2 separate regions of the Homo sapiens genome follow, and region 1 is linked to region 2. Evidence: chromatin contacts called from ENCODE Hi-C or POLR2A ChIA-PET data. All regions are on one chromosome and are shown on one strand. Each heading gives the region's core, a stretch centred on a gene start or an enhancer-like site at or near the end of the contact. The rest is flanking DNA. Distances are from core to core; before and after follow the strand shown. Region 1 overlaps EPCAM-DT (EPCAM divergent transcript). Region 2 has its middle 67 kb from the start of EPAS1.

Evidence for each region. A loop is a pair of places that touch in the nucleus more often than their neighbours do. ChIA-PET counts read pairs that join two places held with the same protein, here RNA polymerase II (POLR2A). Pooled maps may share reads with other maps.
Region 1: a loop to region 2 is called in a pooled map, with 6 times the contacts of the local background. The contact joins two enhancer-like sites. A Hi-C loop is called at or near these places in 2 of 37 single-sample maps with no recorded cell type and 2 of 50 pooled maps. POLR2A ChIA-PET finds 5 or more read pairs at or near these places in 1 of 52 experiments (GM12878).

The regions. Positions count from the first base shown.
Region 1 is chr2:47,308,936-47,314,224 of GRCh38, reverse strand. The region is part of intron 3 of EPCAM-DT (EPCAM divergent transcript); the gene reads left to right. Among named protein-coding and RNA genes, the nearest start is that of BCYRN1, 24 kb to the left of the region's middle. RefSeq lists enhancers at 3,104-3,173, 4,434-4,623. Within about 2 kb of position 3,889, at least 26 of the 41 ENCODE cell types and tissues checked have a DNase peak (open chromatin) inside an H3K27ac peak, as active enhancers do.
Region 2 is chr2:46,227,734-46,233,750 of GRCh38, reverse strand. No RefSeq gene overlaps it. Among named protein-coding and RNA genes, the nearest start is that of EPAS1, 67 kb to the left of the region's middle. RefSeq lists enhancers at 3,202-3,291, 3,867-4,851. Within about 2 kb of position 3,515, at least 12 of the 41 ENCODE cell types and tissues checked have a DNase peak (open chromatin) inside an H3K27ac peak, as active enhancers do.

The sequences.
Region 1 (5,289 bases), core at 2,640-5,139, 1.1 Mb before region 2:
TGGTACAATCTTGGCCACTACAGTCTCCACCTTCCAGGCTCAAGTGATCCCCCAACCTCAGCCACCTGAGTGGCTGTGTACCACCATACCTCATTACTTTTTGTATTTTTTGTAGAGACTGGGTTTTGTCATGTTGCCCAGGCTGGTCTTGAACTCGTGGGCTTAAGTGATCCACCCGCCTCAGCCCCCCAAAGTGTTGGGACTACAGGTGTGAGCCACTGTGCCCAGCCAGAAAATTTTGTTTTTAGAGAAAGGCTCAGGAGTGTGGCTGAGTGTTGGACAGCCCCCTACTGGAGCAAAGGCAACCAAGCTCTCAGTGGTCCCAGTGGGAGAGTAAGAAGGGTGGGGAGCAGCTGGGGTGAAAGGATACAGTCAGCATTCATCAAGGGATGTGCTGTGAGCAGGGGTGGAGCTCCATGTAACCCCCAGCTTTCCCACAGAGAGAGACTGAGGACAGAGGATATGCAGTTACCTAAGGGGCAGCTCAGTCATGGGGTTCAGATGTGACCAGTGTGTGCATGAGCCCAGAGGCCAGGAGCACAGTTGTGAGAAGGCTGGAGCATGGCCTGGGATTAGAGGGGCTGTCCCTCTGACTGTACAGACAGTCAAATACCTACACCAATCCAGGAAGTTCATTCATTCATTCCTTTATCCAGCAAGCATTTCATTCATTGAGTCTGCAGATATTTATTGAGCACCTACTATGTCTCAGTTCAGGCATTGAGGGCTATAGCAGGGAACACAACAGAGAGAAGTCCCTGAGGAGTTTATCTCTAGTTGGGGAGACAGATGGCAAACAAAATAAACAAGTAAAATTTCCAGTGGGTTAAATAGTGATGAGCGCTAAGTAGAAAAACAAAGTAGGGAGGAGGATAGGAAATGTTGGAGAGGGAGCTGTGATATTAGCCCCATGGAAGTCCTCACTGATAAGCTGACGTTTGAGTCAACACCCAAGAGAGGGCGGTGATGGAATGAGTCATGCAGGTGTCTGGGGAAACATGCATCGAGCTTCCTAGGAAGCACAGCCTCCACGGGTAGGAGTCGGGGGCCCAACCCTGGTAAAAATCCAGTGGAAAGCCACAGGAGGAACAAGCACCTGGGTTGGGTTTTTCACCTTGCAAAGGAATATACAAAATGTTCCCCCTTGTGTGTGTTTATAAATGAAAACTGAGGATCATGATAAACTACATTCAGTAAAGAACAAGACACGTGATTTCAAAATCTGTACCAAACTTCATCTCCTTTCTTCTAAGAGATTATTTGTATAAATTATAGATCATAGCATAGAATGGTACTTTGGTAACCATCTGGTGTTCATGTTTTGAACTTGCCAGATGATTAGAATCCACCAGGATGCTAGGTTTAAAGATACAGATTCCAGCTCCCTGTCCCCACCCCTGATTTAGGGAAGGGGCCTGTGACTTTGTATATTTAACAAACACTCAAGGTTATTCTGTTACAGGAAAGTCTGGGAGACACAGATAGGTTTCAAAATGAGGAAATAGAGGCCCAGATAGAGGGAATGTCTTGCTCAAGGTGGAACTGGTCAGTCAGGCAGAACTGGGAATAACATCTAGATTTCCCAACTCTGTTAGGCCAATGAAAGTTTTTTGCACAGCACAAAGATCACTTATGAAATTTAAGTTCAAGATACAACAAGACACAAAACATAAAAGCAGATGCCAGGCCAGACATCTATTAGGAGCACCAGATGTACCTGGGACGAACTGGTTACTGTGACTGATCACTAAACTCAGCAACCAAGGGCTCTGGCAGCCAAGTCTGCAGCAGAAATGGGTTGGGTTATTCCATTCCATTCATGGGGTCCAATAAAGTGATGCATAATAATTTCATTTGATAAGAAAAGTTTTTTCCTTTAACAAATTTTAAAATCTTCCAAACCCTCAGCTTCCTATTATGATAATTACAAGAGAATACGAAAAATAAGGATGGAAAAAAAATGGTAAAAGGAGAGATCTATCCTGTCCCAGTGAGAATGATTTCTTCAGTATAATTTATCTCCTGTGGGTAGTCTGGAGTCTCCACCCTCTCATAGGCCCTCAATGACTATGTGTTTGAAGGGCCTTCAGGATAGACTTCTTGAAAACAGATCTTTCTCTGATAGTGCCTAACATTCTTCACAGTGTGGGCCATGAGGCCTGAAAAGGACAAGCACGGTGAGACCCATGGCGAGTTGTAGGACCCTCTGGGCCTTTGTGGCCCACCTGGGAAGGGGAATGTATTAGTCTGTTCTCATGCTGCTAATAAAGACATGCCCATACTGGGTAATTTATAAAAAAAAGAAGTTTAATAGACTCATAGTTCCACATGGCTGGAGGCCTCACAATCATGGAGGAAGGCGAGGAGCAAAGGCACGTCTTACATGGCAGCAGGCAAGAGGGAATGAGAGCCAAGCGAAAACGGTTTCCCCTTATAAAACCATCAGATCTCATGAGACTTATTCACTACCATGAGAGCAATATGGGGGAAACTGCCCCCATGATTCAATTATCTCCCACCGGGTCCCTCCCACAACACGTGGGAATTATGGAAGCTACAATTCAAGATGAGATTTGGGTAGGGACACAGCCAAACCATATCAGGGAATAATAAAGCCATAACCTCCTGAAGGGGGTGGGTGTGATGCCCTCCTGAGCCCCTGCAGCTAGAGCATCTGTGACGCACTGCCCAGCTAGTCTGGGCAGGAGCAATGTGTTGGAGTTTGTGCACATGTGTGTGTGCTGGGCGTGCGATGAGCACCCTGCCACACATGTGGGAGCTCAGATGCCACACTCTTCCAGAGCTGTGCCACAGTTTGACTGATCTGTGACTGCAACCGCTCCAGCAAAGCTGGACTCTTGGGGAAAGAATTTTCTCTTCCCAAGCTTGCTGTGTGGGCCCGTGGGGAGACACACAATTGCCTTTGTCATTTGTTCTTCCTGTGTGGGGACAAAAGCCCTTTCACTTGCTGTGGAATGTACAAGAAGTTCTGTGCCGAAGGGCTGCCAGGCGCTGGCCTGGAATCCGACAAACAAGGAGGAGTTGGGGAGATGGCCGTTTCAGCCTGAGGCCCCCCACCTCCTGGTCCTGCCATGCATCTGTGTGGTCGGGGACTGCCAAGAGGGTCCCCACCGTCTGCTTCTTCACCACTGTGTGCACCTGCATCACTGCCACAACCCTGTCTTAATCATGGCCTGAGACACTGCAGCCTGCCACAGGCGGGCACTGTGCCAGGCATGGGTTTTGTCAACTCATTCAACCCTCCCAACGAATGCTGTTATTCCCACTTTGCAGCAGAGGGAACTGACCTTCAGAAGGGAGGGTCTGGGAGGACAGTGCTGAGACTGAAACAGAGGGGCTGGGACATGGTAGGAGGAACAGGACACCACAACCCCTCACCCTGCACTCACAGCTCTAGGGCAGAATGGAGCCTCAACCCTGGGTGTTTATGCTGTGAGCTGAAGTTTAAGCAAAACAAAAATAGAGAACTTAGGTGGGGTTGGGGTGGGGGTAGAACCCGCCAACACGAAACGTCATCGTGGTACAAGTGGCCTTTTCTCATTGCTATTTACATCCCCGGGTGTTTCTATCAGCCCAGAGCCAGAGACTCACCACAGAGCAACCTGTTGCCAGAATGCTGTGGGGGCTGCGCTATTTTAGGAGCAAAGTTTTCCCAGGTGGCTATATTGTCTGCATTTTTCTCACCAGGGTAGGACAATTCATAGAGCCACTAAAGCCAACCACAGTGTTGAACTCTGCTCTAATTTTAAAATGTAAATGAGCAAGCACCAATGGGAAGTGGCCAGGAGCAGACCAGGGCAATCAGCTCCCAGGGGAGCCCCAAGCGTCAACTCCCAGGTAGGGGGTAAGGGTGAGGCCTGCTGGGTGGGGAGTGGACTAATACAGAGGGCTGGGAAAGAAATGTGTGTGTCTAAAAGCAATTTGCATTAGGCCTTTCAGAGCCCAAGTCTGTGGGTTGGCTTGCACAATCTTGCAATCTTACAAGCAAGAGAGGAAGAAAGGAGAGAGGGGAGCCAGGGGAGAAGGGTGTGGGGATCAGACAGGCTTTTGTATGTGATCTTGTTTAAGCAAGACTCTTATCAAAGAGTAATCCTAAACTTTGCGCTTTCTTATCACCCAGCTCCCTGGGGAATGGGTAGGTGACTTTTGAGTTCCACAAGGGAGGATTAATTGCCTGTTAGAGATCAGAGCTCCAAGTAAGCAGATAAGGTTGATAGAGGTGGGTGGGGTGTGGTGGTTTACTTATGTCCCGTGGAGATGTTCTTTGCTCTTATTATCTAGATTCACGTTTTCTGTGCACAAGCCGAACACTGAGGGCTGAGGAGAAAGCTGCCGTCTAGTGAACAGAGCAGCATTGGAGGGTGTGCCTGCTCTGTGCCCCATGCTGCAGATGCTGAGCAGGGGTTGGGATATCAAAGAATGAAGGAATGAGCCATGCTGCACTGTTCAAGAAGGTCCAGTTCTGTGGTGGTTGTGTGAATACAGGACATTCTTTTCTTTCTTTTTTCTTTTTTTTAGACTGGGTCTCATTCTGTCACCCAGGCTAGAGCGCAGTGGCAAGATCCTCAGGCTTCCATAACAACTGTGAAAGTACTGACTGAGTAGTTAAGTTAAATATTAAAAGCTGAAAGGGCCAGTGCCCTTATACAAAGACTGGAATGTAACAAAAGCCCACCAAGAGTTTTGCCTAGGCCTTTCCTGGGCCTTAAAGCGTGACAAAATAATGGAGGAATTCTTAACAGGATCCATTTAGGATTAAACAAATTTTATTGGGGGTCTGAAGAGACTCCCCAGGCCTCCACAGACAAGTTTATTGGGGTCCTGAAGGAACTCCCCAAACGTCTGTGATTTAGCAGGAGACAAGAGTAATCAGCTGGGCACAGTGGCTCATGCCTGTAATCCCAGCACTTTGGGAGGCTGAGGCGGGTGGATCATCTGGGTGGATCACCTGAGGTCAGGAGTTTGAGACCAGCCTGGCCAACATGGTGAAACCCCGTCTCTACTAAAAATACAAAAACTAACTGGGCGTGCTGGTGCACACCTGTAGTCCCAGCTACTCGGCAGGCTGAGGTGGGAGGATCACCTAAGCCTGGAAGGTCAAGACTGCAGTGAGCTGTGATCGTGCCACTGCACTCCAACCTGAGTGACAGCAAGACACGGTCTCCAAAAATAAAAAATGAAAAAAAAAATTTAAAAAGTTTAGTGAGGAAAGAGTGTAACAATTGTTGTGTATCAGTTCTCCACATGTCTCCAAAATTTGGCTCCAGA
Region 2 (6,017 bases), core at 2,266-4,765:
GTGGTGGGAGCCTGTAGTTCCAGCTACTTGGGAGGCTGAGGCAGGAGAATTGCTTGAACCTGAGAGGCAGAGGTTGCAGTGCGCTGAGATCGTGCCACTGCACTCCAGCCTGGGTGACAGAGTGAGACTCCATCTCAAAAAAAAAAAAAAAAAAAGTTTAAGCCTGCCTTTGGGGCCTTTTTCAGCTCAATAGGAGGCTGAACTCCTGAACTCCCTCTGCAGCTCTGTGTATGGCAGTCCTGGGGGCTTGTAGGAACCCTGAATGGAGGCTTCATCTGCCATCAGGAGTGTACACCCTTACACACACAAGCACACATATGCACACACACAAAGCCAGATGGAGGGAAACAGAGGAACAGGGCAGAGGAGCTGCAGAACACTAGCAGCTGAGCCCCCAAGGTATATTTGAGTCTCCTGTTTACCCGTAGAGCTGGGCACTATGGAGGGCTCCAGCAGAATGTGAGGTGGGGGTGGGAATGGAGAGGAATGTGTCCTAGGCTGCAGCTGGAGTGAACTGGCCGTCACCCCAACTTCACTGTCCCGGGCCATGTTCCGGGACTCCCCCTCCTGGGAGCCCTCCAGAAACCCTGCTGGGCTGAATTGGCTCTCTGTCTAGGACCAGGGCATTCATCCACGAATTGAGATGCTGGAGCTGAGTCAGAGGATGGGCAAACTTCAAGGACGTGAGGGAGAGCACGCTGGAGCTGTCCACGCCTCCCACCCCACCCAGTCCACAGCAGCAGCCCAGCCACATCCCAGGCTGCCCTGGCAGACCCTCCATGCAGAGCCCTGACCACACAGGTTCCTGGGTGGCCCACCCTGCCCCCACAGCCAGGTGGCCACTGGGACAGAGGCAGGACCCTAGACCTGACTGAGGAGGAGCTGGTGCAGGGTGAAATGGGGGTGGAGGGGCAGTATTTGAGCCCCCAGCATTTAAAAATCCGTTATTAGTGTTTAAAACATTTAAAAGATGCATCTAAGAAAATAGAGAATTAATTTTGGGATCATCTGTTGTGCTGATTTTTCCAGATCATTTATTCATTTATCTAACAAAATATTGAACTGAAAGCCTATTATGCAGGGCTCTGTATTAGGCACTTGGACTCTCTATACAAAGATGTATAAAATAGTCTCCACTTCCATGATGTTTACAGCCCAATTAAGGAGATAGATCAGTAACAACTCACAATAATAACAGAAAGAAGGGGCCCTGTGCAGTGGTTCACGCCTGTAATCCCAGCACTTTCAGGAGGCTGAGGCGGGTGGATCACATGAGGTCAGGAATTCAAGACTAGCCCGACCAAAACGGTGAAACCCCATCTCTACTAAAAATTCAAAGATTAGTCAGGCGTAGTGGTGGGTACCTGTAATCCCAGCTACTTGGGAGGCTGAAGCAGGAGAATTACCTGAACCTGGGAGGTGGAGGTTGCAGTGAGCTGAGATCGAGCCACTGCACTCCAGCCTGGGCAACAGAGGGAGATTACATCTCAATAATAATAATAACAGAAAGAAGGAAATCAGTGCTAACAAAAGGTTATAAGCACTAGCAACACGGGCCCAGAGTGAGGGGTTCATTCTAGCTGGAGGGGTTTAGGGAAGGCTTCCTGGGAGGGAAAGGGAAGGAGGGGCAGCACTTATCTGAGCTTGAAAGCTAAGTGTACCTGGTGAGAGGAATGGCATAAGCAAAGACTGTGTGGGCTCAGCAGCTGGACCTCTGGGGACGGTGCCTTGGAGCCTGGCTGATGAACGGGGTAGGCCAGGTCTTGGAACACCTGCCCATTCACCCCAGAACAAGAAGACCAGCTTCAGAAACCACGTGACCCCACCTCCTAGCTCTCAGTTGATTAGGTCAGCCTGGGTACCTCTGTTTTCCTTTGCGGCCAGGCAAGAACATTCGGCCCAAAGGAATATTGGCACTAATTGGATCAATAGATCCTTCCCCTGGGGGATTGTAAGTGGAGACATAGAAAAAGACAGGTAGCTGGCTGGTGTTGAGAGTAGAAGGAAAAAAGCAAAGAGAGCAGCAGAGGGCTGTGTGTCCTTCTGTGAGAGTAGAGCACAGAGCTGAGGAGGTAACAGGGTGGCCCTACCTCTGAGCCCCTCATCTGTACCCCAGTCTCCACAAGCCCTGACCCTGCTCTTCTCCTTGCTCTTTCTTGGTGGCGCTTCCTGGCCTTTGCCTAGCCACAGTGTTGACTAGGTCTAGCCACACGGTTGACTTCCCTGTGCATCCTCACCTGGCCTCCCCAACTCACTGCAGAAAGCAACTTGGTCTTTACAGTTAGCTCCATAAGGAACCAACGCCTTGAAGGGCAGGCTGGGAGCTGGAGTTCTAGTTCATGGCTAGTGGGATACTTAGAAAATTTCTGAGCCGTTTAGGAATGTCTCTGGCAGCAGAATGGAGAAGGGGATAGAGCAGAGCCAGCCTGGGGTTAGGACAGTGGTCAGGAGGAGCTCCCGGGCCCCAGAGGAGAGGATCTGAAGGGGAATTGGGACAGCAGCTGTGGGGTGTGTCACATAAGAGGAAACCAAATAGCCAATCAACAGGTGAAAAGGTGCTTCACAGGCCCAGTTCTAATATCTGTGAGGCTCAGAGCCCCTAAGTCTAGTGATAGCCCAATTCACATCTTAATATTTCAAAATTATTGAGTTAACAATCATTAAGTAAAGTACATTCTATCCTTCTAATTTTGCAAATACACATTCATTATGACCTGGAAGGCCAGGTTGAAATTCAGAACATTCGGTTCCTGGGAGTTCCATGCCTGAATGTGGTGGTTCAGGAAAAGCAGGTCCCCAGCCCCCAGCCTCCATCCCACCCGCCTTTACTTCCTGTCCCCAGCAACATCCTGTCCTGCAGAGGACCTCACACTCATGCCAGGGGACACTCCAGCTTACATGTCCAAGCTCCACCCTCCCCCCAGCAAACTACTGCCCCATGGCTGCTCTCCAAACTGGAGATGATGGGGATGCTTGTTACCACTTACCCTAAGAAACAGGCCTGGGGGAGCAGCCCATGCAACCTGGTTTGGGAACATCTGGGCAAGGAATTCCAGAGTCCTGAGCACCAGCTTCATCCCTGACTAACTGGATAACTCAACCTCCATGAGCCTCAGTTTGGTCACCTCTAAAGACTCCATAAAATGTCCTCTACTAGGTTACAATATTATGAGGTAAAAACATTACATAACTCTAAGTCCAGATGTTAGCCCAGTGCATTTAACTGGGCTGCGTGCTAACCTGACAGCTTGACCCAGGCTGCGGGATGTCACCAGGTATAGGGGTCAAGCTGAGACAGGGCTGGGCTCCAGTGGAACCCTCCTGCTGCCCTGCTGGGGAAGGGGAGGAAGTGGCTAACCAGCACCAGCCACAGCCCCAGGGCCAGGTGAGCAGGAGCCTTGACTCTGTCCCCTGGGCCTCCTCTGGCCTCAGAGCGATCCCTGCCTTGGCGGGGAGGCCTGCCTGGGCACTCGGAGCTCTGGCACCACCCTGAGTTGGGTAACAGTATTCCTGCCTCGCAGCTGTGTCTGCCCACTGGGCTGGCTTGCAGCTTGGGGAGGCTGGTGTGTGTGCCAGAAACAGGGAGACCTATTTTTGCCCCAGCCACAGGCCCATGGCCAGAAAAAAAGTTAAATAAAGATGATTTTGTTTTTTCTTGGTGTATAGAGTGCAACTCACTTACTTTTTAACAGACAAGATCAAAGGATCTCTTCAGTAAGAATAATGAATCGTAAATGAATGCAGGTCTACAATGAGACCAGCAAAATGGGGAACTAGAAGGGAGGAAAAGGGGAGGGAGAGAGAGTGAGGGAGAGCTGGAGGGAGAAAGACAGGTGGATAGAGACAGGAAAAACTGGAGTGAGAAAGAAAATCCAGTATCAATAAGCATCAATACCCTGAAGGGGTGATGAGAAAGAGAGAGACAGATACCAAGAGAGACAGACGGATGGAAAAAGAACAAAGACTCAGTGGGGTTTTCGGACTGCAGCAAAGGAGGTGGTGAGATGACGCATATTCGGATGTGACTTCATCCTGGTTAACCATTATTCAAGCTCTTCAATTGTTGCACTCTACGAACCCACAGGGAGTCCATTCTCAGTGAACTAACACAAGCAGGCCATAGCAGAGGAAGCTATTCCATTACCACAAGTGCTGTCTCAAGCCAAGGGGGCACATTTACCTGGAACATCCCTGTCATGTCCTTGAATGAGGGCAGGGGAAGGGTTAACCTGCAGCAGACTCTGGTAGACAGCTTCCATCCCACCTAGTGGTGAGGATAATCAGAGAAGGAAAGAAATCTCCTTCCATATAGCTTTTCAGAACAGCAGGGTCCCAGCTCCAGCCAGGGAAGGCTGCGCACCCGGGCCCAGTGAACTTGAACCAATTGTTTCACAAGATGAGATCTGACAAGCACCAGGGAGACAGCCCTACCCCAAAATATCTTTCCCACTGCCTGTCAGGACTTTGGCCTCCATTGCAAGGTAACAACCTCAGTCAGGGTAGGAGTCAGGAAGCCCAGCGGGGAGTCCCCAGCAGAGCTTTCCATGCCCGGATTCCCCATCTTAAGTGGGGATAACATTCCTTTCCTGCTCATTTCCCAGGGCGGTTATGAGAACCAGTTTGTCAATGGATATGCAAGATCATGGCTTGAGTTTGAATCCTGGCTCTGGTATAACTGGCTGGGTGGTGATTCTCGTCCTATGTTCTGCCACCTATAATAAGAAAAAAACAAGGTTGTTGTGATAATGAAGAAAAGTAATGTTTGTAATGATCTGGTACCAGCTGGTGGCCATAGAAATTACTTAGGTATTGGCCAGGCATGGTGGCTAACACTTGTAATCCCAGCACTTTGGGAGGCCTAGGCAGGAGGATCACTTGAGCCCAGGAGTTTGAGACCAGCCTGGGAAACATGATGAGACCCTGTCTCTATTAAAAAAAAAAAAAAAAGCCAGGTGTGGTGGCACACCTGTAGTTCCGCCTATTCTGGAGGCTGAGGTGCAAGGATTGCCTGAGCCCGGGAGGTCAAGGCTGCAGTGAGCTGTGATCATAGCACTGCACTCTAACTTGAGTAAAAGAGTGAGGTTCAAAAAAAATTACTTAGGTACTTTCCCTAAAAGTAAATCTATTTAGCTAAAATTATTGGTATTTCTGTGTATAGAGAACCATCTCACCCTCTGGACCCAAATGCATCTATTCTGGAGGGAAGCACACACCTAACCTGTCATTAACATCTTTTTCAAACATTTTCCAATAGGATAGGTAGCTGAGAGCAAGTTTCTGATGGTCTGCTATCTCACAGCAGAGGTAAGACTTGATAAAGAAAGAGGGGTGAGAAATTGCTCCACAGTTGGGGCACTGCCTGGGTTCCACCCAGCAATCAATCAATTCTCTGCCTGGTAAATTCTCACATGTTCTTGAAGACTCGATCCAGGTGTCACTTGTCAGTGATGCCTTCTCTAGTCAGACATTTTGACTCCTGTGAGTCCCACCAGTCTTTGTCTATAACCATTATATTGTATTTCTCACGTTTTACTGTAATTGCCTCTCCTATCAAACTGTGAGTTCTTTGAGAACGGGGACTGCATCATATTCAATTCTGCCTCACCAGTCCCTGCTTGGTCCAGAAAGGCACTCAAGGTCTACTGAATAAATACCCAGGCGTGTCTCTCTGCTGGGAGGACCAGAAATATTTAACCTGTGAGAGGATACTTCTAGCTATCAAAATAAAAGTTCTTTCATGTGCATGCTTTCACAGATTACAAATTTATATACCTGTTGCCTCATTTGCTTTTCACAGTAGTCCCACAGGGTAGATAGGAAAGGCGCTGTATCCCATACGACAGCTAAGAAGAACTAAGAGAGGCCGAAGGGTTTGCTCAAGGTCACCCACCTACTGAGTAGCCGAGCCAGGACTGGCACCCAGGTGTCTTGAATTCTAGTCCAAGACAAATCTGCTGAAGGCTTGCTGGGTCAGGAAAGTACAGGTCAGTGGGGAATATTATTTTCTAGGTTTTTTC